Regions from separate parts of the Mus musculus genome. Here region 2 is linked to region 1. The links are chromatin contacts, found by Hi-C or POLR2A ChIA-PET in ENCODE. All regions are on one chromosome and are shown on one strand. The core of a region is the stretch at or near the end of the contact, and the rest is flanking DNA. Distances in the headings are between cores, read along the strand shown. Region 1 holds the start of Zfp469 (zinc finger protein 469). Region 2 has its middle 40 kb from the start of Zfp469.

Region 1 (3,706 bases), core at 725-3,224:
GCTACCTGCCACACTTGCCCCTGGCCTGGGTATACCTGTGCAAGTATGCCCCTCCTCCACACCGTTGCAGCTCTAGAGGAGAAAGCAGACCCAGAAATGGAATTCTTCCCAAGATGGATTGGGGGTTGGCCCAGAAGCCCAGGCTGCACATAAGTTTCAGTGTGTGGCCTGGCCTCTGCTTCCAGGCCATGTCAGTACTTAGCAAGGGCACGCAGAGAAAGACCCAGGGCTTGCTTCCCAAAGCAGGTGGCAGGACACTTCCTGGCTTGCAATGCCAAGTTGTAAAAGGTACATGCTCCAAAGACTTGGTGGGGAGTGACATACCACTAACTTCTCCAAGGCAACTGTGGCAACTCCAGGCTTACTGTGTCGCCTGTCACTCCAGGTGATTGACAGCTAGGGGCTTGGGCTGAAACGGATCCTCCAGTAGCGGCAGGACAGAAGGCTCAGGCTGCTGTGAAGGAGTGAGAGGCCATCGCTGGGGGCATACAAGCAGCCACTGACCTGGGTCGGTGGAGGGTGGGGTCTTGTGGAGACTAAATCACTGACACTGTAAGCTCATGACTTCAGAGCTCTCTTTGGCTCTCCCACGGCCTCTACAATGCCCTGGGATACTGACAGCCTGGAGTCCACTTGCTTTGTCTCACCTTATCTCCCAGACTGAAGAAACCCTGTGCCGTCCTCTGCTGCCTTCTCCCATTCACAATAAGGAAGACACACTCTGTTGGCTCTGCCCAGTTGTTTGGGACCTGCCAGGCCAAGCTTATGGCAAAAGGGACCTGCCAGGCAAGCTTATGCCATCCTGAAGGGACTGCTGGCCAGCTGCTGCTCTCCCCGACTGGCCCCGTCAATATGCCCAAGCATTTTGCCCGCTTGTCTGTTATTTTCCGGACTTGGGTGTTGGCTGAGTAAAGACGGTTGGGACAGTGCAGGACACAGAGGCCTCGACACACCTTTGTCCCTCTAACAGGGGGAACTGGACCAGAGTCAACTGGCAGTGTGGCTCTGGACTGTCAGCACCTCTGCTGCTTTCCAGCTGTGCAACACAGGCCACTCTGACCCTCTTCATCTAGAGCACGGGGTTCCACCCATTTCACTAGGAAGATTAAATGCAGTAGTAACACGTGGCACAGTCCCCACACAGCCGGCTCAGAGGAGCCCGAAGAAAAGCCATCAACTGTCTCAGCTGGAGCCCGAGCCCCACTCAGCAGCCCGGCTGTTCCGCTTTCCTGTCTGCTATGCACATCCCTGCTTCTACCCTGGGGTCTCGGGTGCAGGACAGGGTCCAGGCCGCCACTGGAAGTCCGATTGAATCCCGCTACGATACCCTCCCCTTCCCACCATCGCCACGAGGGGCGCAGTGTCTCCGCGGTCGGCTTAGCTTAACTCCGTGGACTCCTCCAGCGGAGCTGCCCCAAAGCACAGGGTGGGTGGGGGCGCGATGGGCCTCCTGGCGGAAGCAAGAGCGTGGTGACCCTCAAGTCCGCTAGCCGGACCCCATCCCGCCCGCGGAATCAGACCTTAGGGGGTCCCGAGCGGGCGGCGGTGGAGTAGCATACGAACGGTTCCAAGTCGCAATGAATGAGTTACCGCTTCACCTCCCGCAGCCCCGTGGCTCCGACTCCCCTGGGCTCTGGTGATGCTTGCTCTGTGCTTCGCAACTCGCGGGCGACATCCCCAACAGCTCTCTCAGGGGCTGGGCCAGGCAGCCCCGAGTTCGGTACTCGGCGCCTGCAGCTCGTCTCACCGTGTGTCGGAACCCGAGGCCAGCCGTGCGCCTGGAGGGCAGCGCGGTGACCGCACCCGTCCCTGATCACCCCAGCGACGCGCACTCACCTCCGCCCCGGCCGCGCGTAGCTCCAGTTCCCGGGACGCGCGGGGCGCCCGCGCCCGGACCGCGTAGCCCCAGCGCTCATCCCCGCCCGCAGCGCCCCGGCCGCCCGCCCGCCCGTCCGCCGGGCACCGAGCCGCCGCGCTGCGCCTGGGGCGGGGTGCGAGCAGAGGGCCGCCTCCCGGGCCGGTCCGCGGGCAGCGCTCGCGCGGAGGCCGGACGCACAGCAGCGCCCCGGCTTGGGTTACACGCTTGCGCCCCCCCCCCCCCCCGCCCCGCCCCGGCTATTTTTAGCACGGCTTTTCCTAGGTGTTGGTTTCATGTGATCCACCTAGCCACGCCGGCCTGGTGGGAAACTCTCTCCCCGGTCACCAACCCTCTCCCCCCACAACACGCTCCTTGGCCAGTTCTACAGCTGGCACGCCGCTGGGCGGAAAGCCTGGCTTCAGCGCAACTTCGGAAACGGCTGCCACCATTCCACCGTGTGGCTTCCAGTCGCAGCTCTATCCATCCTTCGCTCCTCCCAGTCCCTGGGCCACCAAAAGCAACTAAACCTCTTCCTCTGGCTTCTGTCCCGGAAGGTTAGGGCCCGGGCCATAGCTGACACCTGTTTAGGGGAAAATTCAGGTTAAGCCTCCCCCTACCCCCCAGTACATAAGTCTGACACTCTAAGGTGCTGCGGCCTGGAGTAGATGTCCAGCGGGCTTCTGTCATAACACAGAGCTCGAAGTCATCAACCTTGGTGGCTTCCTACTGGGCCATCATCCAGCCTGGGGATGAGCACACTGGAACGTAGTGGGGACCGAAGGAGCTATTTAGGTCTCTAGAGACGGAGGGGCACCTTTAAGATCATCTGACAAAATGCCACATCTAACATGAACCCAAGCTTCACAGATCAGGAATCTGCCAGAGGCCACACAGCTGGAAGAGCTTATGTTAAGATGTTCAGCTCAGCATGAGGGTTCAATGCCCCAGCATTGAGTAAAAAGGCAAGGTGTGGCGTGTATTTGAACCCAGTGCTGGGGAAGCAAGAGCCAGGCAGATCCCTGGGGCTAGCTGGCCAGGCAGCTTAATTTACTCGGTGAGCTCCAGGGTAACCTGTCTCCATAACAAAGCGGACAGCACCTGAAGCCGACCTCTGGTCTCCACGCACACACGTACACGATGTGAGCTCACAGCCCCAGGTCCTGAGAGAGAGAAGATCACTGACTCCACTTTAGATGAACTGGATCACTGACCATTGATCTGTGGGCTTCTCAACAGGCGGGGGTACTTCACGGAAAGAGACCCTGTCAGAAAGAGCCCTTCCACAGCTCCCACCCCCAGTAGGTCTAGCTGCCACTCAGAAGTTCCAGTTTCACTCCTGGGAACACCTTTATCATGCAAAGCAAGGCTGGGCGCAGGCTTCCAGGATGCTTCCTGGGAAACTCCTGGCCTTGGGCAGGTCCCAAGGCCTATGCTGAACCACTCACTTGTGAATGGCCCTGAGCTGCAGTGTGCTGCAGGGCAAAGCTGATCTTCCTGGGACTGTGCAGTGTGGCATGTGACAGTGAGTGAGCCCGAAGGGGATGCAAATGTGAATAGAATCTGGGTTGAGAGGCCCCCACCCTGCCCTGCACCCCAGCTCTGGAATTCTGATCACATTTCCGCAGTATCATTCTGGGCCTGTGGACCCAGGATCTCTTGCTCCTCAGAAAACATCCAGGAAGGGTCTGAGAAACTAACTGTGAGTGGAGGAATACCCCAGCTACCAGGCTTCCCAGTCCCTACTGCTGGGGTCCCACCCACCCGGGAGACCTTGGAAGACATATCTGTTTTAACTTTAAGGAAGGCCAAGATTTCAAAATATACCAGTGTGTTTATGTATGTATGTAT
Region 2 (3,706 bases), core at 401-2,900, 39 kb after region 1:
AATGTCCCATCAAAAGAGGAGCCCCAGCTTGTAGAGAGCAGCAGAGGGACACATGGAGCTGCTGAAGCACCCACACACTGTGACCCCTGTGCCTTTTCCCACAAGGCGCACTGTGTTTAAGGCTGGGAGGACATCCCCTCTGATTCGGAGAGCAGAGACGTGGGGCCAATCCCCATGACAAAGCGAGGCTGTGGAGACAAGAGTCCATACAGGGGAGGGCCTGTCTCAGAAACAGGCTGCAACTCAGGCTGCCCAGAGCCAAGCTAGAGTACCCTGGGGTAGAGGCCCGTGACTCTGGCCGACACTCCCAACCCTCTGTTCTGTGGTGTCTTCTGAGGTGGAGTTCTCTCACTGTACACCTCTGCTCTGACTGAAATCCCAGAATAAGGAAAGTGTCAGGGCAGCTGGGAGGGTGAGAAGACCCCCTTAGCACAATGTGAAACCTAGGCGTGGCTGCCATGTTCCCTCCTCAGGCTCCATGGCAGGCTCCTCCCTGACATCACTGGCTTGTGATAACGCTGTCCCAGCCCCCACATCCCACTCTCTCTGATAGAGATACCACCACTGTCTCATCATAACTGGCCACATCTGCAAAAATATATCTCCAAACTGAGGTGCACTCACCGGTTCTAGGGGAACACAGGTTTACCTAGTTCAAAGGTCAGCAGCCTACATTTGACGTGGCTCTCCTTGGGCCCCTGGGGTCCTTCTACGATAGCTAAATTGTGCTTGGGCACCCTAGAGCTCATTTTAGATAGCCAAGTCCAAAGGAGAGTAGAAAATGTCCCGGAGGGGGTGGGGGGAGGGAAACAGCTATTAGCAAGATAGCCTTTTCCTTGTCCACGCAGTTGGGACAGAGCGGTAGCCTTCTGACAGGAGAGTCAGGAGTACGGTAAGACCCCAGGGTGCTGGGGGAAAATATCACCAGTCAATCAGAGAACTCCTGCCCACAGACTGGACCCAACCCTGGGCCTTGTGGGTAGGACATCAGTGCCCAATGCTAGAGCCCCTGCCTGCCTGGAGGTGTGTGTGTGGGGGGGAAGGGGCCTCTGACTATTCCGCTGGGAGCACTGAAAGGGAGTCTGTCCATGGCCCAGAAGATCCATTCCTGGCTCCCCACACTTTCCTTTTTTGAGGTTCCTATGAGAAAGGTTGTCCGCCCAGTCTACCTTAGAGAATTATCGGCTTCGGTGGCCAGTGACTGAATGCAGAGCCCAAGGAACAGAGGCCAGTGCACAGCTGCCTTTGCCCTGGGGGTGGCGGGGAGGAATGGGAGGCTAAAGCCTGGCCAACTGGTCCAGGTGCAGGACTCTGGGTCTGAGCCAGGAAAGGAGCAGGAAGTCAGGGAGGAAGTTCCCTTAAGAGTGGTCCCCTCCCTCGCTAGTAAGGGCCCTGTCTCTTGATGAGAACGGTCCTCACAGGCCGAGGCTGGGAAAGCGCTTTGGGAAGCACCTCACCCACAGCAGACATCATCATTAGCCGAGGCGGCGGCGGCAGAGGCCATTTGACAGCTTTGCCAGAACTATCCTGACTGCTGCTCCAGACGAGCCTCACCGGAGAGGCTTGGGTGGTGGGAGATGCAGGGAGCTGGTAATTAGCAGCAGGCTGTGATGCCGGCGGGACATGTCACCCTATAAAACAGGCATCGTCTCCCTGTGCCTCATTGAAACCTCTCCATGTCTCAGCAGCCTGGGACACTGGCCAACAGGAAGGAGGCAGAAGATGGAATTAGAAGTTCAAAGCCCAGGCCTGTTGCTAGAGTTCAGCCTCCCCCTGATTTGGAGAGGAACCCAAGTCTGGGCTGTGGGTGACTGCCCACTACTTGCCTCTAAACCTGGAGAATTTGTCCCTCCAACTCAAGGCCCCTGAGTGATCAGTTTCAATTGAGATCCTGTTACGTCAGGGTTGGCCCAAATCCATCAAGTCTGCCATCCTTGTTAGAGGAGTAGAGAGGTCCATTCAGAGGATGTGGTCATGTGACCAGGAAGGCGGACGGAGTGACGCAACCATCTGGGGCAGCCAGCTAGCAAGAAGCAGAGGCAGGTAGGACGCTTGCCGGAGCTGCCAGAGGGAACACAAGCTGGCTCCCATTTCAGCATGGTCTCTACAGAAGGGGCGAAACAGATGACAGATCTAAGCCACAGACAGGGAGAAAAAAGGCTGGGGGCTCAGCACCATGACTGAGCCACAGTGACAGGCTGGACCTGCACACTCAGAAACAGCCTGAGTGGCTTCAGAGTCTGCCAGAGACACAGTGATGGCAACTGTGTTACACAAACACACACACACACACACACACACACACACACACACACCATCTCACTCCTACATATCCCACACTAGTTCTATGGAAAGGTGCTAATGGCTTTAGGTGCCTCTGTCCAAGGAAACCTGGCCACTTAATACCAAGGGAAGGATGGGCTAACCCTGGAAAGGCATATACTAGCCTTGAAGCACATGATGAGCCAGAGAGGGAGAGAACATGAGAGAGGGAGGGGTAGGGGAGGTGGCAGGAGACAGGCTCCCCTTGACATCACCATAATTAACCACCAATATGAGGTGTCTGCACCAGGCTGACAATCTAGTAAGGGGTTTTTAGCCATTAGACTGGAGATAGCCAGTGATGCCCCAATACTTGGGGCTTCAGGTGAGCAGATGCAGGTCTCAAGGATGGATACAGTGTTCCCTGGGTCCACCTGGGACTGATGGCATCCTGGCCCGGAGAGCATTTTCCACTACTAACAGCAATGCTGCTCTTACTAAAGGAAAAGATCCTGACCACAGGCAGAGAGAAGCAGATTGTGCAAAACCTCTCTTTTTCTCTATAAGGACAGTTTTCATTGGATAAGGGGTTCGCTCTAATCTGGGATGATCTCGTCTTGAGATCTTTGCTTTAATTGCAAGGGCAAAGACTGTTATCCCTGGCTCCTGGGAGATCCATACTCGGGGATGACAATCCACCCAACACCCTCCAGGCCACTGCTCCAGGTGTGTGAGACACACAGGTGCTGATCTGATGCTGGACTTAACTCGGTCACACTCCTTGGTGGCTTTATTCACCTCTGTCGTCCTAGATCTTTTTCTGAGGGGTCAAAGGTGAGGGGTGATCTACTGGTTGCTCTCGCCAACACCTCTTCCTGGAACACAGGCCTTCTATGGGTGACTTTTTCAAAGTAGACAACAGTCTACATTCTGATGATTATAGACTTTGACATTTTCTTCTTCCAGAGTGTCAAAGGATGCTGGCTAAGGTGGGGCGGCAGGCCTGCCTGCTCTGCAGTTACATCACAGCTAGTATAGACCATTGGCACCTTGGTTTCTCAGCCCTTTGGTCTGCTCACCTGAAACTGAATATTGGAGCATCGCTAGCTGTATCCAGTCTAATGGCTGAAAACCCTTTACTAGATTGTCAGCCTGGTGACACCTTATACTGGTGCTTAGTTATGGTGATGTCAAGGGGAGCCTGTCCCCTGCTGTCCTTGCTCCTGGAGGCTTCTATCTTGTGTATTAGATGTTTCAACATGGGTCCACTTGTAGAAAGTAACCCTACAGAGGAGTGTGAAGACAGCAAACTCGGGCAGGTTGAGGCCTCATAACAACAGTATAGGACCAAATAACGGGAACTGTGTAGAAGGCCACACCTAGCCACACTGAGGAGGTCACAGTCCACCCTCAGTGTGCATCAGGCAGCCGTCTGGGGAAGCCA

Evidence for each region. Hi-C counts contacts between places; a loop is a spot of excess contacts on that map. ChIA-PET counts read pairs that join two places held with the same protein, here RNA polymerase II (POLR2A).
Region 2: a map of left cerebral cortex shows a loop between it and region 1 (2.8-fold over the local background). The contact joins the enhancer-like site here to the promoter of Zfp469 in region 1. A Hi-C loop is called at or near these places in 5 of 37 maps with a recorded cell type or tissue (CH12.LX, adrenal gland, gastrocnemius and 2 more). POLR2A ChIA-PET finds 5 or more read pairs at or near these places in 2 of 5 experiments (Patski and embryonic stem cell).

Annotation. Positions count from the first base shown.
Region 1 is chr8:122,228,542-122,232,247 of GRCm38, reverse strand. It overlaps Zfp469 (zinc finger protein 469), which reads right to left and starts at 1,974. Exons shown (of 3, transcript NM_001362883.1): 1 at 1,837-1,974.
Region 2 is chr8:122,188,800-122,192,505 of GRCm38, reverse strand. It overlaps a transcript of Zfp469 not described here. Among named protein-coding and RNA genes, the nearest start is that of Zfp469, 40 kb to the left of the region's middle. Within about 2 kb of position 1,650, at least 1 of the 3 ENCODE cell types and tissues checked has a DNase peak (open chromatin) inside an H3K27ac peak, as active enhancers do; it is heart, where a contact is called at or near this core.